Linked DNA regions of Homo sapiens: region 2 is linked to region 1. A link is an interaction called in ENCODE POLR2A ChIA-PET data of the cell type or tissue named here. Cell type or tissue: OCI-LY7. All regions are shown on one strand. Each heading gives the region's core, and the rest is flanking DNA. Links, peaks and the distances in the headings are about the cores only. Region 1 overlaps RHBDD1 (rhomboid domain containing 1). Region 2 holds the start of LOC124900533 (small nucleolar RNA SNORA48).

The links. ChIA-PET counts read pairs that join two places held together with the same protein. Peaks named below come from ENCODE experiments on the same cell type or tissue, not always from the same donor. Only the 100,000 strongest peaks of a DNase experiment are listed, where the experiment ranks them.
Region 2: POLR2A ChIA-PET joins it to region 1 with 21 read pairs; 5 of 35 experiments call an interaction of 5 or more read pairs at or near these places.

The regions. Positions count from the first base shown.
Region 1 is chr2:226,906,432-226,922,782 of GRCh38, reverse strand. RHBDD1 (rhomboid domain containing 1) reads right to left here. Exons shown (of 9, transcript NM_001167608.3): 6 at 15,902-15,990; 7 at 13,905-13,961; 8 at 8,432-8,575. Among named protein-coding and RNA genes, the nearest start is that of RHBDD1, 79 kb to the right of the region's middle. In OCI-LY7, for the core only: a CTCF peak has its summit at 5,814 (motif pointing right); a DNase peak (open chromatin) is centred at 5,902; H3K4me3 peaks cover 1,001 bases; H3K27ac peaks cover 2,307 bases.
Region 2 is chr2:226,962,304-226,978,654 of GRCh38, reverse strand. All of the region lies in intron 8 of RHBDD1 (rhomboid domain containing 1), which reads right to left. LOC124900533 (small nucleolar RNA SNORA48) reads left to right here and starts at 9,533; the gene lies at 9,533-9,666. It also overlaps a transcript of COL4A4 not described here. RefSeq lists an enhancer at 8,087-8,156. In OCI-LY7, for the core only: a CTCF peak has its summit at 7,995; DNase peaks (open chromatin) are centred at 4,614, 6,664, 7,394, 8,094 and 1 weaker place; H3K4me3 peaks cover 3,073 bases; H3K27ac peaks cover 5,713 bases.

The sequences.
Region 1 (16,351 bases), core at 2,821-10,820:
AACAGATACACAAAAAATAAAAAGCAAGAAATTAAAACATACCTCCAGAGAACATCACTCACTAAAAGGAAGGCAGGAAGGAAGGGAAGAGGAAAGGGAAGACCACAAAACAACCAGAAAACAAATAACAAAATGGTAGGAGTAAATCTTTACTAAACAATAATAGCATTAAATGAAAAAAGACTAAATGACACAGAATAGAATGAATATAAGGTCCAATGATCTGTTGCCTACAAGAAACACATTTCACCTATAGAGAATGAAAATACATATAGAGGCTGGGCACAGTGGCTCTCACCTGTAATCCCAGCCCTTTGGGAGGCCGAGGTGGGCGGATCACAAGGTCAGGAGATCGAGACCATCCTGGCTAACACAGTGAAACCCCGTCTCTACTAAAAATACAAAAAATTAGCCGGGCGTGGCAGCAGGCACCTGTAGTCCCAGCTACTCGGGAGGCTGAGGCAGGAGAATGGCGTGAACCCGGGAGGTGGAACTTACAGTGAGCCGAGATCACACCACTGCACTCCAGCCTGGGCGACAGAGTGAGACTCCGTCTCAAAAAAAAAAAAAAAAAAAAAAAGGAAAAAGATACTTAATTCCAGTGGAAACCAGTAAAGAACAGGAGTAGCTATGCTTATATCAGACAAAACAGATTTGAAGATAAAAACTATAAAAAGAGACAAAGAAGGTAATTATATTATGATAAAGGGGTCAGTCAATTCAGTAAGAGGATATATTAATTATAATTATATATGCATCTAACACGGGAGCACCCAGATATATAAAGCAAATATTATTAGAGCTTAAGAGATCGATCGATCCCAATACAATAATAGCTGCAGACTTCAACACCCCAGTTTTAGCAATGGAAAAGTGTTCCAGAAAGATGCTCAACAAAGAAACATAACACTTAATCTGCACTATAGACTAAATGGACCTAATAGATATTTACAGAACATTTCATCCAACAGCTGCAGAACACACATTCTTTTCCTCAGTACATGAATCATTCTCAAGGATAGACTATATGTTAGGCCACAAAAAAGTATATTAAAAAGTTGAAAAAAACTGAAATTATATCAAGTATCATCTCTGACCACAATGGAATAAGATTAGAAATCACTAAAAAGAGGAATTTTGGAAACTAGACAAATACATGGAAATTGAACAATATGTTCCTAAATGACCAGTGGGTTAATGAGGAAATTAAGAAGGAAATTCAAAAATTTCTTGAAGCAAATGATAATACAAACACAACATTCTGAAACCTATGGGATACAGTGAAAGCAGGACTAAGAGGGAAGTTTATAGCAATAGGCGCCTGTATCTAAAAGGTAGAAAAACTTCAAATAACATAATGATTCATCTTAAACCACTGGAAAAGCAAGAGCTAACAAAACGAAAAAATAGTAGAAGAAAAGAAGTAATAAAGAGTAGAACTAAATGAAACGAAAAAAACAATACAAAAGATTCATGACAAAAAGTTGTTCTTTGGAAAACATAAACAAAATCAACACACCTTTAGTCAGGCTAAGAAAAAAGAGAGAAGACCCAAATAAAAATGAGATTAAAAGTAGACATTAAAACCTATTCTACAGAAATTCAAAGGACTGTTAAAGGCTACTATGAGCAACTGTATGCCAATAAATTGGAAAACCTAGAAGAAATGAATAAATTCCTAGACACACACAATTTACCAAGATTAAACCATGAAGAAACCCAAAACCTAAACAAACCAATAAAAAGTAATGAGATTGGTGCCATAATAAAAAATTTCCCAGCAAAGAAAAACCCTGGACCCAATGGCTTCACTGCTAAATTTTACCAAACATTTAAAAAGGAATGAATACCAATCCAACACAAACTATTTTGAAAAACAGAGGCAGAGGGAATACTTCCACACTAATTCTATGAGGCCAGTATTATCCTGATACCAAAACCAGACAAAGATATCAAAGAAAACCACAGGCCAATATCCCTGATGAACATTGATGCAAAGATAATAGCAAATTGAATTCAACATATTAAAAAGATCATTCATTATGACCATTTGGGATTTATCCCAGTGATGCAAGGATGGTTTAACATAAGCAGATCAATCAATGTGGTACACTATATCAACAGATACAAAACCATATGGTCATTTCAACTGATGCTGAAAAAGCACTTGATAAAATTCAACATTCCTTCATGACAAAAAACCCTAAAAAATGAGCATAGAAGGAATACACCTCAACACAATAAAAGTCACATATGACAGACCCACAGCTAGTATCATGTTGAAAGGGGAAAAACAGAAAGCCTTTCCTCTAAGATGTGGAATATAACAAAGATGCACACTTTCACCACTGTTATTCAACATAGTACTGAAAGTCCTAGCTAGAGCAATCAGCCAAGACAAATAAATAAAGGGCATACAAATTGGAAAGGAAGAAGCCAAATTATCTTTGTTTGCAGGTGGTATGGATCTTATATTTGGAAAAACCCACCAAAAAACTATTAAAAGTGATATATAAATTCAGGAAAGTTGCAGGATATAAAATCAACATACAAAAGTCAGCAGCATTTCAATATGCTAACAGCAAACAATCTGAAAAGCCAAGAAAGTAATCCCATTTAAAATAGCTACAAGTAAATACAAGTATTTATTTACAAGTTTTTATTTATTTATTTATTTATTTAAATACAAATATTTAAAATAGCTACAAGTAAAATAAAATGCCTAGGAATTAACTTAATCAAAGAAGTCAAAGATATCTACAATGAAAACTATAAAATATTGATGAAAACATTGAAGCAGACACAAAAAGTGGAAACATATTCCGTGTTCATGGATTGGAAGACTCAATATTGTTAAAATGTCCATACTACCCAAAGCAAACTACAGATTCAATGCAACCCCTATCAAAATACCAATGACATTCTTCACAGAAATAGAAAAAGTAATTGTAATATTTACATGGGACCACAGAAGACCAAGAATAGCCAAAGCTATCCCGAGCAGAAAGAAGCAAACTGGAAGGATCACATAACCCCACTTTGAATTATACTACAAAGCTATAATAACCAAAAGACCATGGTACTGGCATAAAACCAGACACATAGATCAGTGGAAGAGAACAGAGAACCCAGAAACAAATCCATACATTTATGTTGATCTCATTTTCAAAAAAGGTGCCAAGAGAATACACTGGGGGAAAGGACAGTCTCTTCAATAAATACTCCTGAGGGAACTGGATATCCATATGCAGAAGAATGAAACTAGACCCCTATCTCTCACCATATACAAAAATCAATTTGAAATGGATTAAAGACTTACATCTAAGACCTCAAACTATGAGTCTACTAAAAGAAAATGTTGGGGAATCTCTCCAGGACATTGGATTGGCAAAGATTTATTGAGTAATACTCCACAAGCACAGGTCAAAAAGCAAAAATCAGCAAATGGGATCACACCATGTTAAAAGCCTTCTTTACAGGAAAGGAAACAATCAACAAAGTGAAGAGACAACTCACAGAATGGGAGAAAATATGTGCAAACTATCCATCTGACAAGAGGCTAATAACAAGAATATATAAGGAGTTCAAATAGCTGCTTACATATTGGATAAAACCTAATAATCTAATTTTTAAACTGTGCAAAAGATCTGAATAGACATTTCCCAAAAGAAGGCATACAAATGGCAAAAAGGCATATGAAAAGGTTCTCAATATCACTGATCCTCAGAGAAATGGCAAATCAAAACTACAATGAAACATCATTTCACTCCAGTTAAAATGGCTTTTATGCAAGAGACAGGCAATAACAAATGCTTGCGAGGATATGGAGAAAAGGGAACCCTTGTACACTTTTGGTGTGAATGTAAATTAGTACAACCACTATGGAGAACAGTTTGGAAGTTCCACAGAAAACTAAATGTAGAGCTACCATATGATCCAGCAATTCTACTGCTAGGTATATGCCCAAAAGAAAGGAAATAATTATATCAAAGAGATATCTATATTCCCATGTTTACTGTAGCACTATTCATAGTAGCCAAGATTTGGGAGCAACCTAAGTATCCATCAACAGATGAATGGATAAAGAAAATGTAGTACTTATACACAATAGAATACTATTCATCCATTAAACAAAATGAGATCTTGTCATTTGCAACAACGTAGATGGAACTGGAGGTTACTGTGTTAAGTAAAATAAGCCAGGCACAGAAAGACAAATTTTGCATGTTCTTATTTATTTGTGGGAGCTATAAATTAAAACAAACTCATGGAGATAGAGAGTGAAAAGACGGTTACCAGATGCTGGGGTGGAGGATGAGCAGAAATGAAGATGGTTAATGGGTACAAAAAATAATTAGAATGAGTAAGATCTAGTATTTAATAGCACAACAGCGTGATGAGAGTCAACAATTTTTTTTTGTACATTTAAAAATAACTAAAAGAGTAGAACTGGATTGTTTGTAACACAAAGAAAGGACAAATGCTTGAGGTGATGGATACTCCATTTACCCTGATGTATTATACACTGCATGCCTGTATTAAAATTCTCATGTACCCCATAAATATATACACCTGCTATGTATCCACAAAAATTAAAAATTAAAAAAAATAAATGTAGTGAGATGAACAAACTAACTCTTTGCTAATATACAGCAAATTATTTTTAGATGCACACTGGTCACTTATAAGTCTTTGGATTATATGTTAAAATTATTTTCTATTTTCCTAATAGGAGTTAGTATTAATTACTTCATTGCATGAGTTTACATGCTGATTATATTAATTCTTTGTCAAAGTTTTCAATGGTCTATCTTCCACAATTTTTTCATTACTTTTCTGTTTAGAAAGTCCTATATTCAAAAATCATCAATTAACTATTAACTTTTATGATTTCTTTTCTTTTTAAAATTATTTATTTTTATATTTCATTCACCGTAATTCAAAATCCTAACCAAGGCCACTCTGTTTAAGATGTACCAAGTGGCCATTTGAGAGACAAACAAGTTCTACATACTTTTGTGATTTTTCATGAATGGAAAGAAGAGACTGTTTTAAATTCTGAAAATACATGTGTAGGAGGAAGGAAAAAAAGGGAAGAAAAAAACCTATGATTTTGTTAAAATAAAAGGTCAGATAGCAAAAGTAATTCAGCACAAACTCTGGATCATTTAGTCTTAGCAATCTTCTACTGTGAGGAGTTTTAGAACGTAACTCCATACTCACAAAGTAGAAGCTAGATTTTTTCAAACCAAGCAACTAGTTAGACAGAGGTAGAAACAAAACCCTTGGCTTCAAAATAATCCCAGAAATACTCTTCTCACCAAGCGAGTCTTATAGCATCTGATGTGTAAAAATCTTTTTTTTAAAGTAAAAATTATTCATTTCTTAACTGAAATGTTTTAAGGGTAAGAAGAAAAAATATAAAATAATTTAAAATAGGGGTAGTAAAACATTTTAAGTTGTTTCTATTTCTGTTCAGTATACTCTCGAGTTATTTTTACAAGAAGTTTTTTTAAGAATAAGATTTAAATTTATGAAAAATCAACACTACTATCAGATGACTTTCTGAAATCTCTGAAGGTAGCCTGTGTCTTTTTTTCTTTTTGCCTGTTAGTATATATTTCAATACCATTTACTGTTAAACAGGAAAAATTAATATTAATGACTTATATTAACTTAATAATAAATATATTCTTCATTAAGGAAACATCTCAAAAATCTACTCCAACTTTCTTCTGATTCCCAAAATGTAAGCCCTTCCTTTGTACCTAGATTCAAGTCTATAAAATTGCTCCAAAATCACCAGGGCCATCAGAGGGTGCTTTCATCTGCAGATCTTCCATGCTCATGTCTCTGAGCCCAAATTACTGAGGGAAGTCATTATTTTCTTTCTCTTTCAAAAAAGACACCTGTACTACTAGTACTAACTTCCTGTATAATTACTGATGGGGGCATATAGCAACCCTTTAGAAACAAAACTACAAAAGGTAAGCTTGTCTTCTTGCATTTCCTTTCTCTTACTACATTTAACATGGGAGGTTTTCTATGTCTCACATTCAAATATTCTCACTCGGGCTGCCTAATTTTTCCCTGATTTTCCATCACTCTTTATGAAGGCTTGCTACTTTAGAATACACATTTTCTTAACAGAAGATAATAATCAGAAGATGTCTCCCAAATATAAGTCCAAATCTTTCCTATCATGCTGTGTTCTTTGGCTCTTTTGACTTTATTTGAAGTCAGCCTTGAAGGGGATAGAGATAGGCTGTATGAAGTCCACGCTGAGAAGTTTTGCCCTGCCCTACTTGTCCTGTAATATTTCATGGATAGCCCAGTGGTGATTAAACCTGTGTGTACAGGAATAACCATGAGAATTTGTTAAAAATATAGGCTCTGGGGCCCTTTCCCCAGATTTCAGGATTCCATAGCTAAGGCATGCTTTTGAATGACTGTGATACTGGCAGTCCACTGACTATATGTGATACAGCGATTACAAAAATGGCTACAATTCTCCACCTCTCCCTCTATCCATAACCATTGCATGTGACTTTGCGGTTCCTCCAAGAGGTGGAGACTATCTCCCTATCCCATGAATCTGAGCTGGTCTTGTTACCTGCTTCAGTAACAGTATACAGAATACAGTGGAACTGACATTGTGCCAGCATAAGACTTGTTTATTTCTGCACTCTCCTGTAAACCTTATGCTGTGGCCTGGTGAATAAGCCCAGGCTAGCCTGCTGGCTGAGGAATGAGGCATGGCGTAACACCACCATTAGTCAGGCAGGCATGTAGAAGAAGCCATCTTAGAGCAGCCAGACCCCAGCAGACCAGCGCAGACACCTTAGCTCGCTAGCCAAAATCAGCTAAGCCCAGCCCAGCTGCTTCACATACTCATGAGCAAGAACAAATGTTTACTGTTTTAATCCACGAGTTTCAGGGTGATTCTTAACACAGTGATAGATTACTGATACATCATCACAGTTCTGAAACTCTTCACCTGAGAAATACAGATTTATGCCTTCTTCTCCACCTTCATAATTTAGGCTTTCCTTTCTTGTTCAGGTTACTGCAATATAGTCTTCCAACTTGTCTCCCGCTTGTTGTCATTCCCCACCTCCATGCACACTGTTGCTACTAAGACTATATTCCTTAAAGTCAGAAATTATATTGTCATAATTTATGTACTCTCATCACCTAGCATAATGCTTGGTACCTGATTGGTGCTCAATCTTCTTCGCAGAATGACTGCTACTACCAGATTCTTTTAACAGAGCTCTGACCACATCAGTGTCCCATGCAGAGCTCTACTGGCATTTATACCACACACTAAATCCACTTTCCACTTGGTCTATTTAATTCTAGGACCCCTGCGATCCGGACCCAGCCTAGCTTCCCACTCTTCTTCCCTTTCTTCTCTTATTGTCCATTCAAAAGTGAGGGCTGGCAGAACATGACCCTAACTTCTATGCTGATATTCAGACTTCTGCAGAGAATGCCCGTCCACAGCTCTTCAAGTTCTACACATTCTTGAAGGTCCAACTCAAATGCTATCTCCTCTGTGAAAATCTGATAGTTCTAGGTATGAAAAAGCTCACCATCTTCTCCCTACGTCTAACACTTAGCTTGAGCCTCTCTTAGTCACCTGATGCTAGGGTTACCTGTGTGGTATCACATCTAGTAGGCATATGCCCAAACACAGATTGTTAACTTTTTGAGGGTAGTTTCCAACTTTTACCACTCAGTGTTCCCTATTGTACCTACCATTGTACATGAAACATAAAACTTTAACAAATGCCCTTTAAATGAACAGTTGATTTTTAGTCGCTACTCAAACAATAAAAACAGTAATACCCAAACTCATAATCCAAACCTAGAACAAACATGGCAAAATATATACAGTGTTTTTTCAGATATCGGTTTATAAAAGAATCTCCTGGAAAGCCTGTTCAAAACACAAATTTCTAGGCTCTACCCCCAGACAGATTGGTTCAGCAGAAGTCAAATCTGAGCTTGAATTCTTAGCCTATGTGATGCTGAGGGAGATTTGTCGGAGGTTTATGGGCAATATTTTGATACTTAGTGACACTGAGCCTTCTTTACAAATATGAATTCCAAAGAAAATCTCTCTTTTTTTTATCATGCATCTAAGAATTTTAAGTTTCTTGACTTTAATGCCAAAGCATCAAGTACAGCAGGACTATAAAAAGAACCACTTTAACAATACATACACAGTCTGGCACCTTATTAGCTTAGGTTGCTGGGAATATGGCATCACACCCCATTCTTTGTAATCACAATCTGCACACAGTTTTCATCTACATATCCTTTTTCTGAACTGTTTAAAATTTAATTTGCTACAAATAGCTCTTTTTCAGACTACCTTACCACATGAGGTATGCTTTAAAATAACTGAAGGGCGCAAGACTCCTACCTCGGTCCCAGAGGCTGGCTTGTAATGCTCTCTCGAGCTGTTCTTCTTCACTCAGTCCTGCTGTGTACGTGTCATAGTTCCTGGGTGCTTCTTCATAGTGATCTGGCCTGCCATGCGGATAATAATCCTGATATCCAGAGCTGCCTAAAGGCACAAGGAAAAGGTTCTAGAACACAGCTATGGACTGTTGTTTTATACTTCCTGTTTTGTATAAGCAAAGACAAGCGAGTAAGGCATAACATTATTTTAGGTATAATAATTATCCTCAAAATAAGAAAAGATGCCAAATGGTGATTGTCTTGTTACTGTATCCTCAGTGCCCACCATGGGGCTGAACATGAATGAGTCCTTATGTGCTAATGAGGAAAGGAGATATTAATTCAGAGGGTAGTCAGAAGTCCTGGGGAAGAGACTGGAATGAGCTATTGACATATGGAGTGGATTCTTTCAGCTTAGAGCTATTCAATACTTGGAGAGTTTTCAGTGAAGTCCTGGCTTGAGTCAAGAGAATGGTGGAAACAATAGCTAATAAAGCCTTATTGTCTTGTTGCTCTGTACAATAAGGGGCAGACCAATGTTTCATACAGATCCCACAGAATACTTCAGACAATACCAACATTAAGATGCAGCCAATTTCTCTGTAATTGTAATTCTATGTCAGAGATTATAGCTCCCCCCCAAAAAAAGGTTTCTAGATAAAACAAGAAAGAAGAGACGACTTCAAAAAAAAATGGTTGCTAGATAAAACAAGAGAGAAGAGATAACCTAGTCATTAAATAATGCTTTAGGTACCAAACTTAGGTACACCATTAATAAAGGTCAATAACAGGGAAAAGTTCATTTTTGGAAGATATTTCCATTGATCTTTTCAGTTTGAGTTTATTCCTTACATTTCCTTTAACTGCCAATAGTTAGAGAATTTGTTTGGAAGAGATTTTTGTTCCCCACAGAAGGTTACCAATCTCATTCTGGCATAAAGAGAGAGAAGTAAAATAGTCTGTTTGATTTTTTCTCTTCTTTCCTGCCATTATTATATTCTTTGAAGTTGATGTTTCAAATATTTAAATAATGTGGTTTGGGTTGTTGATGAAGATTCCTAACCTTTGCTATGAGTCTTTGTGACAGATCTCCATATTATCCCACAGAGTACAGCAGTACAGGCCTGAGTTGGAGCTTTAATAAGGCTACAGAAAAAAAACACAATCCAGCCAAAAGAGGAACACTGAATGGCAGAATTGCATTAATTGAGATTTCATGCTCAGAATTTTTGATAGTTGGTCCTGAGGCTATTTTAAAATTTACTGTTGTATTCTTTATGAATATTTTCCTAATATGCAGGATTAAAAGGGAAACTGTAAATCAGCACTCTAGTAGACTTCATTTTCATATAAACAACGAATGACAAAACACACTAGTTTTTTATATAAATATTGGTCATGAAAAGTAGTTGTGTCTATTGATATTTTTAGAACAGCTTTATTGATATATAATTGACATCCATACAATTTATCAACTTAAAGTGTACAACTCAGTGGTTTTTAGTATATTTTAGAGTTGCACCATCATTACCACAATCAATTTTGGACATTTTCATCATCCCCAAAAAGAAATCTGTACTCTTTAGCTAACAATCCTCACCCTCCCATCCCTTCTCCAGCTCTAAGTAAGCACTAATCTACTTTCTGTCTCTACAGAATATGCCTATTCTGGATAGCTCATATAAACAAAATCATGTAATATGTGGCATTTTGTGTCTAGCTTATTTCACTTAGTATATTTTCCAGGTTCATCAATTTTGTTACATTTATCGGTACTTCATTCTTTTTTATGGGCAAATAATATTCCACTGTATGGCTTATACCACATTTTGTTTATCCATGTGTCAACTGATAGACATTTGTATTATTTCTACCTTTTGACTGTTATGAATAATGCTGCTATAAACATTTGTGAGCAAGTTTTTAGGTGGACATATGGTTTCATTTCTTTTGAGTATATACCTAAAAGTGGAACTGCTGCGTCACATGGCGATTCTGTTTAACTATCTGAGGAATCGCCAGAATGTTTTCCAAAGTAGCTGTACCATTTTCTATTCCTACAAGCAGTGTATGTGGGTTCCAATTTCTCCACATCCTCACTAACACTTGCTATTATTTGCCTTTTTATTCACAAACATCCTAGGGCATATGAAGTGGTATCTCACTGTGGTTTTGATGACTAATAATGCTGAGTGTCTTTTTATGTGCTTATTGGCCATGTGTGTATCTTCTTAGAGAAATGTCTAGCCAGATCTTTTGTCCATTCTCAGTGATTGTGAAAAAACTCTTCTAACTTGATTCTATTTTACTGAACGTCCTTGAAAGTAAAAGAAAAAGGAATGATTTAAATAAACATTAAATAAAATGGTTTAGGATTTTGGAGACTAATTCTGAAAAGCTTTGCCCCAGTGCAGTAAATATTAATGAGGATTTACTAAATACCTCCAATAACCCAACTTTCATATTTTCTCTCACCTGTTTCCCATGTCAAAATATTAACATTATTGATATTTAGAACAGGAGAAGGAGACAAGTACATTTTCCAAATCCTCACAATGGCTTAAAACTGAACTTGGATCTTACCATTTTAAATATGAACATTTATTCTTAAACTGGTCTCTATCCAATAGAATCAGAAAAATTTAGCCCCCATTGCTGCACTGGGGAACACCCAACCAGCCAGTTTCAGACCTTGAGAGTAAAGGAGACTGTGGTAGTGTTTTTACACATCTTACTTTTCATTCCTTATTAAAAAAAAAAAAAAAAAAAAAAGAACTTTCACATGAGGACAAATGGTAAAAACATAATTAATACATCTTTTCCACAAAGAATCAAAGAAAGTGGCAACCATTCTGCAACACTAATAGAATATTTATAGAGACGTCACTGAATAGCATGGGATGCTTCAGCAATCCCTGCTTAGAGAAACTGCCCAATTCCCTATGAATGCCAATTATTTTACTGGAATACAAAAAGTATATTGGGTAATTTCCCACATGGCTCATTATCACTTTCAAACCCATGTGGAAAGCCATTCTGTTATGTAAGATCTACGCAGCATTTCTACCTATCCACCCCCAAAAATGCTCAGTTAATTCAAAAGCCAAAATAACCCAAGGTCTCTGAATATTTGCTCACCACATAGAAACTGTATATCTACCTAGAGTTTTAATTGCCAGATACACATGCGATGATTTGAGGCAACATTTTCTTGATGTAGAAAAACATTTTTATTCATGCTATTTCTTATTTTAAAATAATCTGGCAGTTCTTCAATGAAATAAAGTCAACAACTCTAAACATCTGAATATTATAAAAACAAATTTGGTACTTGTCAGACAAAATATGGGGAAAGAAAATGGGAAAGTTTTGGTGCCTTAAATCAGAAAGACCAGTGTGGCTAAACGTTCTATATCGTCAATCATAGATCATCAACAGGACCCAAAATCTCATCAGTATCTATTATAATGAGAACAGATCTCCTCCCGTAGGACCAAAAATTTTCTATGGATGTTTCACTGGCCCAATCAGATGTTTTAAAATCTTCATAATAAACATTCCTGGAAAAACCTAGCAATCAAACAATTAAGATAAATAAATTTAAATTATGTCCTGAGAGGAATACTAGTTTAATTTTTTTTTTTTAGTTATATACTTAGGCTCTGTAGTAAAAGAAAATCTGGTTGTCATTATTCTATTAACTACTCCATCTGTTCCTTATACACATACCAGGATTTCATGGCAAAGGAGATCAAGAAACACCACCAAGATTAGAAAAATTGGTAACAGCTTTTTAAATATTCATGCGGTTCTTTGACCTATAAAGACTTTTCCAGCTAAGGACAGCCATATTAAGAATAAATCATTACTTGTAAGATATACATATGCTCTCATAAAAGTTCCCTAGATGACCATTAGCATAGCCACCTGGCCTTAAGTAGCTCTGCCTTTGAAGAAATCCAATCACTTCAGAGAAAGGCATATAACTATAGTAATTTTACAGAGGTTAAAAGAGGTAAAAAGGGCTTTTTATTATTTTTGCCCTTAATTCTCTGGTCTGTGTGACTGTGCTTCTTCCACATAAGAAGGAAAGAAGCTGTTCTCTTCAGTCCTCTTTTTTAAAAAATAGAAAATAAATCGAGTGCAAAAGAGAGAGAAGACAGTAAGTAGAACTGCCCTATTTTGTAAGGTTAAATTGGCAGAGTGTCAATCTCATATCCTTACACAGTAGAAAAGGCAGGAGCTAGGAATAAGATTCTATTGGAACACACCTATACCCACTTGTTTACATATTGTCTCTGGCAGCTTTCATGCTACAAGGACAGGTTAGTTCCAGCAGAGATTATATGGCCAATAAAGCCCTTGATGCCTGAAATATTATCTGTCCGGTCCTTTAAAGAAAAGGCTGCTAGTCTCAGCTTTAAGCTATAGTGGTCCTCAATTAATATAAACAGAAACACATCTTAGTCCATTTGGGATGCTATAACAAACAGCCATAGACTGGCTGGCTTAAGCAATAGAAATTTGTCACAATCTGGAGGCTGGAAGCTTGCGATGCCAGTGTGGTCAGTTCTGGTGACGACCCTCTTCCAGGTTGCAGACTGCTGACTTCTTGTATCCTCATGTGGCAGTGAGGAAGCTAGAGAGCTCTCTGAGGTCGCTTTTATAGGGACATTAATCCCATTCATGAGGGCCCTACCCTCATGACCTAATTTTTTCCCCAAACTCCTACCCTACTAAAATCATCACATTAGGGGTTAGGGTTTCAACGTATGAATTTGGGGACGGGCACATTCAGTTCACTGCATTAAGACATGAGTGTTCCAATGGCCATGGCTAACACCTGGCTGCTGGGCCTGATCTAAAATACTACCGTGTAGCCACCCCAGACTGGAATGCAAAGGCTTTAGCCTAAAATAGGTCTTACGCTTTTAACAGGAAGTCTTTTCTATCTATTTACACAGATACTTAGAAAAATACATTCTTCCTCATTAAGTCACATGGCATTTGTTAGAGGCATGCCTATTTTAGCATCTGACGGTATGCAAGGGTTCCTGAATATACACAGGATGGGCCATGGAGAACTATACACCTAAAACCAACTTTTAACACTTTCCCAGCAGTAGAGTCTCAGACTGAGACTTAAAGAACCAAGGTCTAATATGAATCTTATCACACATGAGAGACCTCATACCAATCATACCATGTTTTCATGCCTGAGTTACCTCCTTCCCTGGCCTTCCCTACCAACCCCCACAAATATGCTCCCTAGGCTACCCTCCATCTAGCTTCCAGGTGTGTTAGAGGCACAGTTACACAACATGTGAATGACCCTACCACAGCAGAAACTAGTAGTATCCTAAAGTACTCTGTAGAGCTGAACACTATAATTTTAAAAATAAGTTAAAATTTATTAAATGAAATACAGTGCCTACCTGAACTATTAAAGTAGTATTGCCGTCCTGGGTAACCAACACTGGAGGAAAAACCGCCTAAACGTAAAAGAAATAAACATTTTAATGGCAGCCATAAAGCTTTAAATGCTAATTGTTCCAGTAATTAGAAAGTTCTCTGGACAAAGCCCAAGGTCATTTCAAATGATTTCTAAACACTTATTAAAATAAACTCCCTTTTGTTTGGGGGCCAGCCCTAACTGGAAAAGAGTGTGTGTGTGTCCCTACAGGGAAAAGAATGTGTGTGTGTGTGTGTGTGTGTGTGTGTGTGTGTGTGTAGTGGAAAATGAAACCCTAATTTACACTCACTGAAGTTCCTTAGTCTTTGCCTGCCAAAGTACCAAGCCTCGGCTTTGATGTCTCTGTACAAGCAGAGACACTCTGGCTAAATGGAGAACCTTCCTCAAAGAAGGTGTTAGGAGAGCCATCCTCCCTACCCTTCCTAGGGGACTTCACTCTTTCTTGTCCCTACAGAAGGCAGTAGGACTGTCTACTCAGTCAATTTGGCACGGCTGAATGAAATGAGAGAGGGAGGGCCAAGGGCCACACCCTCAGGGTGACCCTCCTCTTCCAGGAGGCATCAGACAGCAGCTTCCACATGCTGGGTCGTTTTCCATGGGGTTCCTGTGTCCTTCAATTCTCAGCTCACAGAAAAAAGGCCGAGTTCGCAGGCTATTTGCAAATTGCACTGAGTGTTCTAATTTTCCTATTTAATTTGCTATTGTATTTATTACTTTGAAAATGGAGTGGTGTAGAAATAAGTCACCACTTATTTTTTAAGGCTTTTAAAACTAAGAGTTTAAATATTATAATTAGGGGAAAATCCTCTTTAAAAATTAAACAAAGCACTTGCTTAAATTTCATAACATGTCTGCAAAAAGCTTTACTAACCGCTTCATCATGAGACACAGAAAAAAGAAACAAGACATTAAACTCCCGAGAATCATCTCTTTTATCAGTACTAATGAGTATTAAATTGTATTGAAAATACAATAAAACTGGACATTTTCAATAAATGAAGCTCCCACTGCCTCCTCTAAGTACGTACAGTGGAAACACATTAATAAGCAAACGTGGGAAAATGAGGATCTGCTTAAATGCAACACAGCCTGTAAAAATCAACCAAAAGTGAACACGACCTGCTAATAAAGGTGCCAGTGCAGTGCCTGGAAAGCTTTCTACTATCATGAATATTATATGGTTCTCAAGAATACCAGTCATCAGCACAAACTGTGAAACAAATTATTTATGGTTCAAGAAAAGGTAAAATAGTCTCAGAAGACTTCCCATGAATAAAAGATGAAATAGTGGAACTCAGTCTATAAAACAAGTGTTTGCAAACCAGTTTTCTTACAAGTCAAAATGAGAATCGCATTGAAAATTAAGAGGTCTAAAAAATACAAGTATTTCTAAATGAAATATTTTCATTGAGTATCAATTTGAAGGGAAAAACAAAATTAAAAAAAGCAGGAGCTAAGCTTCAAGCAATAACAGACTTGGTTTCGCCATGCATGAATATATGGCTCATCCACCAAGGACCCGGTCATCAGTCTGAATTCTTTAAAATACTGGCCATGCACTTCAGTCCAGGCTTTGTTTTCTTTTTCACCTTTGCCTTGCACGTATATTAATTCATGGACTATTATAGAAGAATGCATTATTTTAAAGGCACTTTAGTTCTCTGCATTCTTTAGGAAATCGTGGTTTTCTGCGGGTAGCATTAAGGTTGAGGGTATAAATATATACTGATATTTGTCCCCTAAGAAAGTATCAGATTCGAAATTTAAGTTTGCAGCCTCTTTTGTGGAGCAATGTAAGGAACTGCACTGGTTGTTTTACCTTTCGGTTTAAAAAGAAAAACAGGCATATTAGGGAATTCTTGAGCTGAACCACAGGGAAACTTGGGGTTGCTTCTGTTCACATTAAAATTAACATGAACTTCCAAGCTGTTGTCATGCCAAAGGTGTTTTATTCTGTACCTGCACATGCTTCCATGATTTTCTTCAGAGGCCCTTGAGTGTACATTAGTCCAACAAGAATCCCAGCCAGATGCCCAGCGAAGGAAGTCCTAGGAGGGAAGGAGACCCTTTGTGAGTGTTTGTTCTGCTGCTGATTAGAGACATTCTGTCTTCTCATTAGCCCAGTGCATGTCAAATAGTCACAGTCTGCAGGCTTTGTTCCACATCAAGTCTTTTATGCTAAGCAGCATTTAACTCAGTCCAAAGAACAACATCTCCTACCTTAAAAAAAAGTACAATGAATAACAACCACCACATGTTTAAAACGCAACACCCCTCCTTAACCAGGGGAAGTGGGTTGTCTCCTCCAGAGCAGTGGAAGCATTTGGTCAAGACAAGTCATTACATCGCTTTCCGTTTTTTTTCTGTACCTCTTATCACAAAACATAAATAAAATCAGTTTTCTCTGTT
Region 2 (16,351 bases), core at 4,142-12,141, 55 kb before region 1:
GAGCTCCATGGGGGCAAGGACAGTGAGGGTTTATGTCCACATTCTATGCCTGGGGATGAACAAATAAATGAACAAATGCAGGAATGGAAGGAGGTGTAGAGTGCTAAATATTGCCTTCATTATACAGATGTAAAGACTGAGGCTCGACGTAGGTGGGCAGTTTCTTGAGGTCTCACACCAGAAAACGGTATGGTCCATATGTCCAGGGGTCAGATCCAAGCCCAGCACTCTTCATATTCCGCCAGTTTGCTTTGGACACCAGTACACACATGTTTCCCTTTACCATCCAACCTTTCTCTACTCCAACTAGTGGCTTGGCAAAAAATTAGAGATTTTTAATGGGGGGCTAGCAGGCTATAGGAAGGGTTGTAATTGGTACATGGAGAAAAAAGAGTACAAATTGAATATTTGAATTTTAAAAAAAAGATGATCATGAAAAGGCACAAAATGTGTTGCTGTTTAGTCCAAGTGTAACAGCGTTCTAGAATTGTTTCTATGGATCTGAAGACAGATTAAGGGCAAGTGACTTGGCAAAAGGCCTAGACCTGTTTTCAGATAATTATCTCACAGTAGAAAAAAATAAGGGCAGTACAAGCTCCAGTGAGGACACTACACCAACATGACAGATCTAAATGGAACATACTTCTATGAGTCATTTATAGCTTTAAATACTATAGAGAAAAGAATGCATAAAACATGCCCAAACAGCCTCTTTTTGATGTGGTGAACTCTTTTAAAACCACATTGTTCAAATTTACGTTAAAATGCAAACTCTTCATGTTTACAATGGTACTATTGGAGGAACTCAATATAAAAGTACAACTGTTACATTCCAAAGACAAGACTTAGAACAATAGGCCAATTCCCAGTGTGAATTTATGAGCTGCTAAACCTCAAAAGATTTCTTCAATTAGCAATGAAGACTCTTGACATATTTGCAGCCTGATATAGGGGCTGCTCTTTATATAATTTGGGGTGTATCAGAACTTTTCCTTACTTTTATTTACCTCGGATGACAACTATTATGCTTCTCCCTGTGCAGCGTTTGATCCTGCTAATTATGCTACAGGGCCAGGATGGTGTTTCACGGTTCACCATTGCTCCTGGGGCAGGCTACAAATTATACATAATGCACTGCATTGTAATTGCTGCATTGTGAACTTTGCTCGCCTTTCCAACACAAAATACCGACATCTAAGTTGTTTTATTATTAAAAACCATAAGGGATTCTTTTGGATTATAAACATCTGAAGACGTAACATTCTCATGAATTCCAGCCGGCTATTTCGGACACTCAGTGGGGCAGACAAGGCTGAAAAGCAAAGCAAATACACTTCATATTTGTGTTTACAGAAAAAAAGGAGGCGGCAGTCATGAAGGCAAGACTGTGTTAAATGCAAAACTAAAGGGAGGGGGAGCTTGCCGAAGGGGAGACACAAACTGAACTGGGAAACCAGAGACGCGAGACATCCAATGATGCTCCTTGACTTCTCTGGGCCTCAAGTTCCTCATTTCCAGAACAAAGGCACAGAAACAAATGACCAAAAAGATCCCTTTTTCCATGAAGACAGGCATTCATGAGAGCAGTGGCTTGTTTCTGAGTCTCACTTGTGAGGCCAGCCTTATCCCAGCCTGAAGGGTAAACCAGGAACCCGAGTCTTGTGCCAGACAAGAGGCCTCTGCCATCCACCCTGTTTGTTTGGGGCCTCTAAGAAATAGATAATGGCTCTTTCAATGGGAGGAGGGGGTCAAAATAAATGAAGCCTCAGTTTTATATATAAAATGCCACCAAGTGGGGAAAAATATCAGAGCAGTATTGTGGTCACTGAAATTTATCACTGCCCTTGTGACCCAGGGCCAAGAGGCCTCACTCCAGACACCTACCCGATAGGCCCAAGTCATAGTACCTTGTGCCTGCAGCACTTAGAAGCCACACCCAGGCCCCGTTAAGGTACTCCTAACCCTCCCTTCTCTCCTCCTCTCAAAATGAGACAATAGCCTGATGTGTGAAGTTGGACTGGGGTCTCTTCTCTTCCTCTAAGTGTTCTAGATGAGCTTAAGGTAGCAGCAGCACCACACGGAACTGTGTGCATTCTTCATCAGTATACGGTGGTGAGTCTCCTACACAGTGAAGATGGGATAGTCAAAGAAGAGGAAAAGGCAGGGGAGGGTTTCCAGGTAAGGAGGCGTGGGTAAAGCTCACACATTTTGATAATTTACAACAAATTGTTACTATATTGGGGTACTGCTCCTTTGATGTTGCTGCATGTCAAAGCAGCTGAAGCAGACGTCTCGACTTGGACTTGGGAAGTCACTGACTAGACATCCTCATTTCTCTTTGTCTAGTGGTGTCTCCAGGGGGGTGGGCATATCCAAGATCTAGTATGACCAGAGGACACAGACAAGGTGACAGAGGACTTAAGTGACAATGGACAAGAGCTCCACACCTGGACTGCCCCAGAAGCCCTGCTTGGCTGCTAAGTTTGGGCTGGCCTTGAGGGAAGAGCAGGCTGTGCTCTCACACCTTCCAAGTGTCCCTAGTACCAAAAACTTGGGGCTTTGTACCTCTGCTCCAATCCATACTGCACATAGTCTCCAAACCAAACAGCCAGGACTTGTGACCAGACAGGCCCTGCTATGCTAATGGGGGCAGGAGACCTATTTTCAACTGGAACCATGAGTGTGACTGTTCCCCAGATCTAGATACAGAACACAACAACCCTGGGGCCACTTACATTACTCCTGCAGCCAAATGCACTCAATCAGAACCCTCAGAGGGACAAGGTAATCTTGCCTGCTATCTATTGGTGACAATGAAATCTTGCTTTTGTGTATTATCTCTTTTCAAACATTTTCTAAATAATCTGTAGTTCCTAAGCATCATCATAACTTTTAATATGTCAGTACACAAGGCAATACTTAAGGAGTTTATGTACAAATCATTGTCGAAAATTCCAAGCCTAACAGATTTTAATGAGTTCCTTCTGCATGTAGAAATAAATGTATTTCCCTGCATTGGACAATAGTTTGACGCCATCTTTAAATCCAAGCAGATTCCCCTCTTCTGTACCAAACTGCCCATTTCATTAGGAGGGCTAATAAGGTTTTCTATCATCTGAGTAGGACTGGCCTGGCTTCTGGGTGGCCCGAGGGGGAAATAAGAATGAGGAAAATCAAGAAGTTGCTCCCTCTAGGAGTGGGGCCCTCCCTCACCCCATGGCCATTCTGAGGAAAGCAAACTGTCATTGAGTTCGGGCCTCCCTCACCTCCAGCTTTATTGAGGTCTAATTGACAAATAAAATTGTATAAGTTTAAGGTGTACAACGTGATGATTTTATATATGTATTTATAGATGTGTGTGTGTGTGTTTGTGTGTGTAGTGAAATGAGTACCACAATCAAGTTAATTACCTCAGGGGCATCGATTCCACCTTTTCTACATGGTCCTGTTATGAAGAGTTTCTCTTTATTCTCATTTATCATTCTGGGGCACCATATTAAATCTTGGGAGGCCCTAGGAGAGCTCAGATCTGAAAGATTTTATATTAGAAATGGAACTGCCAACTAAATGGAAGGAGGAGCTGGTGGTTTTAAAAACATAATTTCCTTGCTACCCACTAAGAGTCCCAGTTCTCTCCACGTACCAAGGAGTCACTGCTGCTGATTCACGTGTGGCCATCAGAGCAGTGGAACTAGGCCTCATCTGTGCCACAGGAGCACAGCCTGGAAGAGATACATGGCCTGAAAATGGTAATGGGAGCACCAAGATCTCCAGGATGTCCCTGAGCCACGCACTGGCGAGGTACCTGAAAAGAGTGATCTCCAATTATACGATGACACCGTGAGCACTGTATGGTTCACGACTCTCAGCACTGTACAGTTCACGACTCTCAGCCTGCAGGGAGTATCCACCCTGCTCTTGGGTGCGGGACACTAAAGAGGATCCTGGTGCCTGGAAATCTATACAAATCACTTCCACAGGTACCTTCCCATTTATTTTAGAACCAAACCAGAAGAATGTAATAACTAGATGTCTCTTTTGTACATCCTTGTTCAACGAAAAAGTGACTCTAAAGAAGTTAATACCTTGACAGTCAGGACTAAAAAGAGCAACACCCAGGCCGGGCACGGTGGCTCACGCCTGTAATCCCAGCACTTTGGGAGGCCAAGACCTGTGGATCATGAGGTCAGGAGATCGAAACCATCCTGGCTAACACGGTGAAACCCCGTCTCTACTAAAAATACAAAAAATTAGCCAGGCCCAGTGGTGGGCGCCTGTAATTCCAGCTACTCAGGAGGCTGAGGCAGAAGAATGGCGTGAACCCAGGGGGTGGAGCTTGCAATGAGCCGAGATCACACCACTGCACTCCAGCCTGGGCGACAGAGCGAGACTCTGTCTCAAAAATAAAATAAAATAAAATAAAATAAAAAAAGGGCAACACCCATACAACACTCTGGGCTCAAGTCCCTCTTCAGCGGAACCTTCCCACATTCTATGCACAGGGCAGAGAAGACTCAGAATGCTAATTATTTCTTTGAAGTGTTACACCGAGTGCTGTGCAAAAAGGAATCGCAGGTGAGACAAACGCCGGCCATCTGTCAAAGCCTGACAAACTGGGTAAGGAGGCAAGCATGTGGAAAGGCGGTGAGGGGCACTGGGCCTCTTACCCACAAAACCCTCAAGCTCATTGCAGAGAGGCAGCCACTCTGCTATCAAAGAGCCCATGCGAACGAAAAGGAGATTCTCAGGGGTGGGCAGCCAGGAGGATGAACAGGCAGAATCACAATTCTAACACACAGTAGCCTTACTCATGGGCTCCGGAGTTGTTCTAACGCTCACAGGAATGCTGCAAGAAAGATACGACCTACTTCACTTCTGCTAGTGAAGGAGGCAGGTCAAGGCTCTTCTCATCTGGTTTTCACTTGCTCAGACAATAACAATGATAACAAAATGCTTGCTGCTTCCAAGAATGAACATCTCCATCTGTTTACTCTTGATCTAACTTACCTTTGTCTCTGGAAGAAAACAATTCAAACATAAAATGTTAGAGAGGTCCTTGCTAAGGGGACTAGGCAGGGAAGAGAGTGAATATTACATCTAGGAATCATTTTATGAACTACTCCTAAGGCAGTAGAGCTTTGCTCTTGATCAGTAAACACCAATCTTAGAATGGGGGCAGTTGGGTAAATGGCAAAGCCAATGAGGAAACAGAGTGGAAAAAGGAACAGGCAAACACTCACTTCCCAACTTTCCCAGATAATGAGCCCAGACATCTCCCCCAGGCACCCACTTCTTGGTCACCAGCATCTCTAGCACAGGAAAATGTCTTAAACAATTTTTTTGAGTAATGATTTCCTTAACTTGATGCCAGGCAAATCTCATTCTTTCTCTGGGAAGGATATACTTTGGGATTCCTGCTACAAATTAAATGGTTTGGATGAGTTTGGAAGAAGATCATTTAAGGACAATCAACACTATATAGTTCCGTACACACACATACACACTGCAAAAAGGAAATACTGAAAGTGAACAAGAACCCCGAGGCTGAAGTCCAGGGAGGAACTTCTGTGAGGAAGGATGGCAGCCACAGGGCACAACCCAAACTCAGGTAGGGCTCTGAATCTCTACTTTGAAGTCCAGGCCTACCAAGAAATTAAAACATAAATATAGAAAATCATATAGCAGTGGGGGAACCTGCATGGTTTTTTGTTTTTTTTTTTTTTTTGCTACAGGCTTCCTTCCTTTCTTTAACTTTAGTTGATAAATGGAGGGATTGGGCCTTCTAAATACATGTGGTAACTTGTGTACTTACCTATAACCCAACCAAAAACTGACAGAAACCAAAACATTTCAAATAGACTTCATGAAAGGCACCCTTAAACAGCAAGAGCTTGGCCGAGTGTGAGCAGAGAGCCCCTGGACTCGAGAGACCAGTCTGTGCCGTTCACTGTTGTGTCACTATCATAGGTGTCTAGTCATTATTTGCTGAATGACTGACTCAAAAAATTTCATAGATGGAGGGCAAGTTCCACCATTTCCAGCTCCTGCCTTGACCCAGAAGCTCCGTCCATGAAGCAGCACTGCAGGGTTTTGAGTGTGGCCCACGTCTGCCCTGGTGCCATCTAGTGACCCTGGGAGTCCAGATGAACTGGGTGGAGCAGCCTTCCCAGGCCCACTCATATGGGCAGACCCCTTTTTCCAGGGGGCATAGCAGGGCTGAGAAAGAGGAGGATGGCTCTGCTCTTTAGGTAATCCCTGTCTCTCTCTTCCCTCCTCTCATTTAGCACCTTTGTGTTTCTTTCTTAAGAAGTGGGCTTTTTCCATCAATGATTGACTGGATAAAGAAAATGTGGCACATATACACCATGGAATACTATGCAGCCATACAAAAGAATGAGATCATGTCCTTTGCAGGGACATGGATGAAGCTGGAAGCCATCATTCTCAGCAAACTAACACAGGAACAGAAAACCAAACACCGCATGTTCTCACTCGTAAGTGGGAGTTGAACAATGAGAACACATGGATACAGGGAGTGGAACAGCACACACCAAGGCCTGTTGGGAGTTAGGGGGCAAGGGGATGGAAAGCATTAGGACAAAGACCTAATGCACGTGGGGCTTAAAACATAGATGACGGGCTGACAGGTGCAGCAAACCACCGTGGCACATGTGACCTATGTAACAAACCTACATGTTCTGCACATGTATCCAAGAACTGAAAGTAAAATTAAAAAAAAAAAAAAGTGGGCTTTTGCTTTCTCTCTAGTTTTCTATCATGTTCAATAAGTTCCTTGCCACCAAATTCTAGAGCTTTGAAGAAAGGCCACAAAGATCCACCTTTGGATTAAAAAAAAAATCATATCTCAACAAAACACACAAATTACATGACAGATAACTTAGAGCAAATGTCCAGTATTCTAAAGAAAACAAACCAAAAGAAACAACAGGCAAAAAACACCTCTCTGATTTTGTCAAGAAACTTGTCTGAATATTTGAATGTTAGTAGCCACATTTATCCCATATTTGCAAGGCAAAAAAATAAACTATAGCAACTAAACAGAGAGAAAAGAATGGATTATGACCTGAAAGTGGCTATTGCTGCTTCATGAACTTATCAAAAGTCAAATAAGCTGGTAGTCTATTCTTTCTCATGCCTTAGCTGTAACAGAGAAGAAAACTGGCTTGGAACAAAACAATGAGAAATGGGGAGGAACACACTTTGATACACAGCTTGAAGATGCCCGTTCTGCTTCACTGTGATGACAGTGCAAAGGAAATGAGCCCGCTAAGGGTTCAGACGTCCTTCGACACCAGACTTTGCCACTTACTTGTACTTCACTTATTTGTTACTTCTTCTATTCCTTCTCTCACTCACTTGGGCATTCACCAACAAGCATTTAGTAAGCACCTGCCTCGGTTCTGCCACAGGTGTGAGGAGGGAAACAGGAGTGAATGAGAGCAAGAGGCGGCTTCAGCCACTGTAGGGACAGCACTCAGGGAGGGTGAGTTTTTTAAAGGCCCATGAAAATGTTCCAGACCTCAAAATAATTAGTTGGTTCCAAAATGAAACAGAAACTATAAAATTAAAAGTAGTAAACATTTAATTAAGTGTCTACGAAATGTACCATCTCAACTATTTATAACTCAACTCACATATATGATGATATATATTATACACGGGATCTGTGGGACAGATAGGAGATTGCGTATGTTTTAATACACTTGAAATGATGTGGGGCAGGGCTTTCAAAAGTAAAAGTCCACGAAGGTCCTCAAATGTCCCCACATGATGGGCACGATATCCCTCCTCTCCGAGGCACACACCAGCTGCCAAGATTGCCTTGTGAAATACTGAAGAAAGTCGCATCCCTGAGCCTCAATTTCTTTATGAAAACAAACAAAAACAATGGTCCTCAAGGCAGTTTTGAGAATCAAATAAAAAAAGTACATTGGAAAATATTTCACAGGCTGGCAGAGATGAAAAGTAAAATTGTTAACTCCTTACATCTTTATTCCTCCAGGTGGTGAGTGCCTCTCGCTATGTTTGATGCTACACACCTGCTGCCTGAGCAGCCCCTGAGAAGAGAAATGGACCTCTACCAGTGCCTAAAAATAAGGCTGCTTCCGTGCCCTCTGGCAGCCAACAGATGTTCACGATGGACAAATTCACACACAAACCAGGATGCTTCATGTACAGATAAAACTTGGTCCATATCATGAGACTCATATCATGAGACAAAGGTTAAAAAGGGGGGAAAAAAGCTTATTTTAGTAAAAAATGAAACCATTTTTCAATTAGTTTCAGTTCTAAGCAGACACCGTCTTCTGTTTGTCCTAAAAATGAGAAGCTGGAGACAGCTCCTCAATTCAGTTTTATTTCTCTCTTTTGTTGGCACTTTAAGAAACACCTTAATTCTCCCAGCTAGCAACAATAGTAGGTAAAAGGGGAAAATACATTCAATTCTGGGAAGAAAGGATCACATAGCACAGTGCAGAAGTATATCCTAGGAGGCCATGTGATTTTATTCTTTGTCATTTTTCTCTTTTCCCTTTTCTTCTTCATGGACAACCATTTAAGGAATGCGGGGGGAGAGGGCTGGGATGACGATGTGACCAGGTTAAAAGCAGCCCAGGACATAAAATAAAAAATTAAGGGGGGGGGGACAGTTGTAAACTTCTGAAAATAGAAACTGCCTCAAATGTGTTATTCCAGTACACCAGACCCTCCTTCTGAGTTCAAGATTCCCTTTGTGCCTCGCCACAGGATGTGTTAAGATGATATACAGTGTGTTTAAATAAAACAAGAAAACAAACCAAGAAAAATTTAGCATTATGAAGAATGAGAGTCTACTAAAAATACTCTAAAATGACTTCAAACATGAAATCACATTTAAAAAATAACTTTTTAATGACTTAGGCATAAGTGACTCAGGAACATATGGATTACATTTCCTTCAAAATGCATATGGCTTTAACAATTGGGGGAGATTTGTTTGGTTTGTAGGACACAGTTCTGAAAAGGAAAGAAGTCTGTCAAACGGGACTCACGTTTTCTGGTGCTTTCTTTGGTGACGGAGTCAATTGGCCTTAATGGCCATTACCTAAGAAACTTGGAACAGCTTCCTTGGATGTAGTTTAACTCCCTTTCCCTATTTAGGCAAAGTATTCAACACATTTATAATAAATGACTCTCCTTCACCCCTAATATCTCAAGCATCAAAAACAGGTCTACTTCCTTAAAAAAAAAAAAAAAAAAAAGGCTGAGCTGTCTTAGCCCAGAGCAAATGGCTATTGCTGCTTTGTGACAGTTGGGCACAGACTTATATACAGGGATGTTTTTCATTCTTTTAGCCCATTAGGAACTAAGGTCAAGAGAATGTCACTTTTTTTTTCTTAAAAACACAAATTTTAGACAAAGTCTGCAACAATCAGGCTCTCTGTTACCGGCCGAGCCTTCGGTTTTTATCACACCAACCTCACACTCTCACCAATGCTACTGCCACCACCACCATGACTATAAAACACCTCAGTGTTCTGACATGGGAAGAGTAGCTTCTGGTTGGTGGAGCCCATCTCACATTAGCCAGAGACAAAGCAACACCTTGTTTATCCCGGCTTGGCTTTTGGCCTGTGTCCATGACTGGTCCATACCTTGGACACATGGATGGTTAAAGAAAGAAAAAAAATCCCTTAGCATTCACAATGTTTAACTGTTTCCAAAAGGCACCCTCAAATATCATCTTCTTCCATCCTGGAGGACAGTTATGACAAGTACTGAACCCACTCCTCAGATGAGGAAATTGAGAGCTGAGGTTCAGGGAAAAGCCACATAGCAACAACTAGCCATTCTGCAAACACCGATTATACTTTCATGCCTTGGCTTCTTTTATTGTTTCCTTTGGCTAATTTTTAATAGTCACCCCCTCTAGAATGCCAACTGCCCCACTTAAAAATTCCCCATTTTCAAGGGTCAGAACAAATGGCACATGTTTCGGAGAGAGTGCGCAAACATTCAATCTCCAAGTGCGATGCTCTTTTTTGTGTGTCAAGTGGGCTAAGCCACCATCTCAGGTTATTCAATTAAACACTAATCAGGGTGCTGCTGTGAAGGCATCTGGTAGATGTGATTAAAGTCCATAATCAGCTGACTTTAAGGGAGATTATTTTAGATAATGTGGATGAGCCTGATTCAATCGGTTAAAAGGCCTTAAGAGCAGAGCTGAAACTTCCCTGAAGAAGAAGAAATTCTGCTTGTGGACTACAGCTTCAGCCAAGTGCCTGAGAGTTCCTGCTCACCCTTCCTGACGGCCTGCCCTACAGATTTTGGACTTGCCTGGTCAGCCTCCACAATCACATAGGCACTTCCTTGCAATAATAGCTCTTAATATATGTCTCCACTGGTTTTGTCTCCTGGTTGAACCTTAACTGATAAACCAGGTAATATCCCCTCTGGGTTCTTCCAGTTTATACAACTCTTATATCATTTCCAGCTTATTGGTGGTACTGTAACTTCTTTGTAGGTAGGCTCATGTCTCCTATCTTTGTAAACTACACAGCACTAAATATTTGCTGCAAGAATTAAATTATGTTATGCAAGAGCAGGACAGAGGGTGTTTCACCCTCCTATGAGATAAGTAAAACTCATACAAAATGCTCATGAAGAGATATAACTAGCAAAAGAGAGTCATGGCCTTAGAAGTAATTTTACTGAAGAAATATTACTGTCACCTACCAACAGGTTACAGAGTTTCTCTTCATTGTACAGGACAGTCCTGTGCCTGCAGGGTATTTAACATTCCTGGGCCCCTGGCACTGAATGAAAATTGTAACCCCTCTACCCTGACTCCTATCATTTCAACAACCCAAAAGCCCTCTCACACACACATTTGCAAATGCCTCTTGGGGGTGTGGACATACTACACTCTTCTCTAGTTAAGAATTACCTTCTTTCCACTATAACAATTAAAATTTATCAAGCTACAGACAGAAAAATTACTACAACAATGACTTCTACAACGAGTTGTAGAATTACGGATCAGAAAAGTGGAATTCCACTAATAGGTTATCATGAAGGCCAAAAAGCCATCACATGCAGAAAGTTAGAGGTGGGATAAGGGAGGGGGGAGGGATAGCATTAGGAGATATACCTAATGTTAAATGACGAGTTAATGGGTGCAGCACACCAACATGGCACATGTATACATATGTAACAAACCTGCACATTGTGCACATGTACCCTAAAATTTAAAGTATAATAATAATAAAATAAAGAAAAAAAGAATTCTCAACTTCAGATATTTTATTCAGGCTGATTTATATAATCTCTTTATTAATTCAACAAGTACTTAACAGCCCTCCTATAAGCCAGACACAGTTTGTTACCAGATCATGGGAAAAAAGCTAGGAAGATTTTCATCAAGTATGGAGGGTACACTTGGGAGATCCTGACTTGAAATATTTGTTATGTGGGATTTATGCAATTTACTCTTGGGAACGGGGGCCACTTCACAAAGAGTTGGTCCATCTTCTATAACAGGTTCTCAGATGATTTCCAGATCTGCATCACAGCATCATCAGGGAATTTGTTAGAAAAGCAAATTCTCAGACCTCATCCCAGAACAACTAAATCATGAACTCTGAGAGTGGGACCCAGCAATGGTTCTCAAATTTTATTGTACAACAGAATCATCTGCAGAGCTTATTAAAACACATAATCCCGGGTCTCACACGCAAAGCTTCTGGTGCAGTAGATCTCCCATGCTCCCAACCTCCCCACAACCCACCCCACTCCCATTTCTACCAAAAAAAAAAAAAATTAAAAAGAATGTGGTGGCCTATGCCTGTAGTCTCAGCTGGCTATTCAGAAGGTTGAAGTGGGAGGATTGCTTGAGTCCAGGAGTTTGAGGTCAGGGTCCAAAAATATGCATTTCTAACAAGCTTCCAGGCAACACTTTTAGAACCAATGCTCTAGATCTGCACTGATACAATGGCCACCAGGCACACATGGCTATTTAAATTTATATGAATTAAAATTATGTATCAGGCACACATAGCTATTTAAATTTATATGAATTAAAATTATGCATAGCTGAAAACTCAATTCCTCAGTTGCACTAAGTTGTATTTATTTCTACATCCTCACCTCCTACTATCCATTTGTAAATACATTCCACATGCTCAGCACTTGTGGCTAGTGGCTCCCATGTTGGACAATGAAAACACGAAGCATGTCCGTTACTGCAGATACTTCTACTGAACAGTGTTGCTTTCGGGCTACTGAGGAGGCCCCTAGGAGGATCCCTTCTATATAGTTAGGTACCATAGGCAGAGAAAACTGATACCAAGGATGAGCCTTACGGTGAAGAGTGCAAGGACAGATGGTCCAAATTGCAGGCATTTCTTGTGATTGACCTGCTTCTCACCTGGGGAACTCTCCATAGCTCCAAGATGAGTAGCATCAAGGATCTATTTATTTAGGAGAGTAGTTAACTACTCACCCAAATAATGCTGGAAAAACTAGCAATTTATTGAGACAATCATATGGTTTTTATGTGGCGAGTCACATTTATTGATTTGCGTATGTTGAACCAACCTTATACCCCAGGAATGATGCCTACTTGATCATGGTAAATTAACTTTTTGATGTGCTGCTATATTCAGTTTGCTAGTATTTTTTTGAGGATTTTTCTGTCTATGTTCATCAGTGATATCGGCCCATGTTTTTTTTTTCATTGTGTCTTTGCTATAAACTTCGTGCTTTTTCAAGCAATTGCGGTTCTCCTGTCTAGCCCGCTGCCACTGGACTATGCTGTAAGTCCTCTCTATAAACTCTATGTCTTGCTTACTGGCTCTGGGTCTCCTCTGTAGCCTCTCAAACATGGTGCCATCCCTAAAAGTCAACAGGGCTCCAGGATGATGGCACATGGAGCTCTACTAATTCTCTCAATGTATACACCTCTGAGACTGAACTCTAATTCCTGTAAACCTGAACTACTTTCAACTTTCCAGTGGTTTTGGCCAAAAACCTTAGTCATTCTTCACTTCTCTCTCTCACAATTGCAGGCATTCTGTCAAAAAATCCTTTCATTTTACTGCAAAATGTGTCCAGAAGCTGACCTCTTCACACCTCCTCCACAGCTACTAAGTGGAGCCGCAGTCCTCTCTTGCCTGGATTACTGCAATGGACTCCTACTGGCCTTCTGCTTTTACCCTTGATGCTTGTATCAGTTTCCTAGGGTTGCTATAACAAATTATTGCAAACTGAGTTCCTTAAAACAACAGAACTTTATTCTCTTGCAATTTGGGAAGCCAGAAGTCTGACATCAAGGTTGTTGGCAGGGTTGGTTCCTTCTGGAGGCTCTGCAGGAGAACCCATTCCATGCCTCTAGCCCAGCTTGGGTGGTGCTGGCCATCCTTGGTGTTCCCTGGCTTGTGACTGTTCTCCAATCTGTCTTCACATGGCTCATTCATCTGTGTCTGCTTTCTCCATTTCTGTCTCTTATCAGGACACCTGACCCTAACCCAGGATGATCTCATCTTGAGATCCTTACCTTAATTACCTGCAAAGAGCCTTATTTCAAATGAGGTCATACTTGGAGGTTCTGGGTGGTCATATCTTTCAGAGGATAACATTCAACCCACTATGATGCTCTACAAATTATTCTCAATACAGCAGCCACAGTGGTCCTTCTAAGTTGAGTTAGATTATGTTACTCCTCTGAGCAAAACCCTCTAATGGGGTCCATCTCATTCAGAGAAAAATCAGAGTCCCAGATGGCCTAAAAGGCCCTGTGTGACCTGGCTCTTATTTCTACATCCTCACCTTCTACTATCCATTTGTAAAGAACAGTGGCTTTCACTAATGGATGTAAAAAGAAGTGAAAGGATTTGAGATGTATCTTGAGTTACCATCAAGAAGGCTTGGTTACTCACTACGTCCAAAAGGCCAAAAGGAATGAGTTGCAAAGGTATAAAAGAATTATAAATTCAGTTTGTACATGATGCATCTGAGATGTCCTTGAATATGTTTATTTGTAATTTTAGAGGCTCAGAAAGAAAACTGGGCTGAAGAGATAAATTTGGAAGTTGCCAGCATATAAATAGCAACTAAAGCCTTGGGAGAAGAAAAGAAGAGCTACAATTAAGTCATTAGGAAGGCTGATGTTCAAAGGTAAAGTGGAGGTGGGTGGGCCTGCAAAGAAGACCCAGGAAAGAGACCAGACCATATTAGGAAAGCCAGGAAAGTGTGACATTGGGAAAACAAGAAAGAAAAAAGGTATGGTTTCAAGGAAGGAGTAGTTAACTATGTTAAGTAAATTTGGGGAAGGAAAGTGACTCCAGGCCTTAGCAACATAGAGGGTGCAGGGGATCTTAGCTAGAACTGTTTTATTGGACTAATGGGAGTAGCAACATGACTGTAGTAGTAGAGGCAAGATTCAAAGTTGAAGAGGACAATATGAATGTAAATGGAACGGGGAAGGATGGTTACTGAAAGGCTGCTGTGTGTTACTGCATACTCACTTGCTCTCTTCCTCTCTCTCTCAAGATAGGAGAGGAGAGAGACTAAGAATATCTTTCAGTGTTGATGGGAGGGATCCAGTAGAGACTGAGAGGCTGAAGACACAAGGGAAAAGGGGATACTCAATGACAAAATATTTTTCTGAGAAGCTGGGGTAGGTGGGTGAAGGATTAGCTTTTGATAAGGGAAGAAGACTTCCCTGCTCAGTTGTCAGGAAGGAAGGAGTTAAGTAGGGGGTGGTGAGTACAGAATAGGTTCGTTTGTAGTTTTCATGATGGGAGGTTGGGGGCATTGCCTAGGGGTGGATTCCATTTTCTTAGGGAGGTCTAGGATAGTTGAGAGGTTAATGTGCATGTATGATAGGCTCAGTCTGCTCTGCTGAGTCATGTTCTCTAATAAGGCTTAGCTGCCAGATCCACATTCCAAGAAGCCTAGTGGCCAGGCTCACTCAAGTCTGGGATTTTTCCAGGTAAATGGAAGAAGGGTGAGAAGCAAGGGCATGGAAGGTATTTATATGGACCAGAAATCTAAGCAGTGGAGGGAGAAGAGCAAGACCACAAAGTAAGGAATCAATGAACTGGAAAGGAAGACAAAGAACACTGGGAGTTGATTACTCAGAACACTGGGGTCACCCGCGAGTAGTCAAAACTTCAAATGTTAAATCCATGAATATGAAGAGCCCAGTGTATCTACTAACAAAAAGAAAAGTAAAGGGGTTTTAGATAAGCTACTTTACTACCAAGCACAACTCTACTTTCTATCTAAGAGGACCAGAGGGAGCTTAATGCTGAAAAAGTAGGAAGGAAGTATTGTAATTCAAGGAATATCATTCCAAATCTGAGTTCTGTATCATGATGCCTGGTAAATGATTCCAAGAAAAGGTGCTTTACTGATTTTGCTACAGCTGCTATAAGTGTTCTATATAGAAGTTTTACTGGATTCTTTTTTTTATCTTAAGTTACTCTCAAGCATAGCGGTTCTCAACCAGGGGTGATTTTGCTCCCCAGGAGACAACTGGCAACATCTGGGGACACTTTTGGGGGTCAGAACTAGGGGAGAGGTGCGCTTGCGTCTAGTGGGTAGAGGCCAGGGATGCTACTCAACACTGCACAATACACAGGGCAGTCACACTCACCTCGACAAGGAATCAAGGAATCATCCAGCCCAAAGTTCCAATAGTGCCAAGGTTGAGAACCCCTGCTCAAGAACAAAAGCACTTGAAAAAGTAGGCTATTTACATCCAAGAGAAGAGGGCTCAACTTTGGATCAAAGTAACCAACCATCTTCAAATTTTCTGTACCATAAACCTACCAGTGGCCTAAATAAGACTATCTTTATTTTCAGAAAAGGCATTAAAATAGGTAGAAACGTACAAGCTTTACATGTAAGAAAGCATATGGTATGTACTTGATGCCTTCCTCCTCCCTTGTCTGCCTTTTCTCATTTTCTTGTTTCTTTCCAGAAAGATTATAATCTGTGTTCTTTACCAGTTCCTGCATACTGGAAAATTAAATTGCAGCCACAAATTAATTTCAGTAAAATCCTCTTGCCAGAAGTAAATGTAAAAGCCTGAAGAATTTAGTAAGATGGCCTTTTGCCCATATACAGATATGATTAAAGACTAGACTGCGATTAAATTCTGAGCAGAGTAACATAATTAGCAAATTTATGAATGGGTCTCCTTTTCACAGTTCTGTCAGGGCTAATTACTTGTATTAATTAGAACTGTCAACACATGAATATGCTTGTTGAAGCCATTTCCTATGGTAAAATATGAGACTTGTAAATATCAAGGCACTTGGAAAGACGCAAAGACTTTCATTTATTAGCA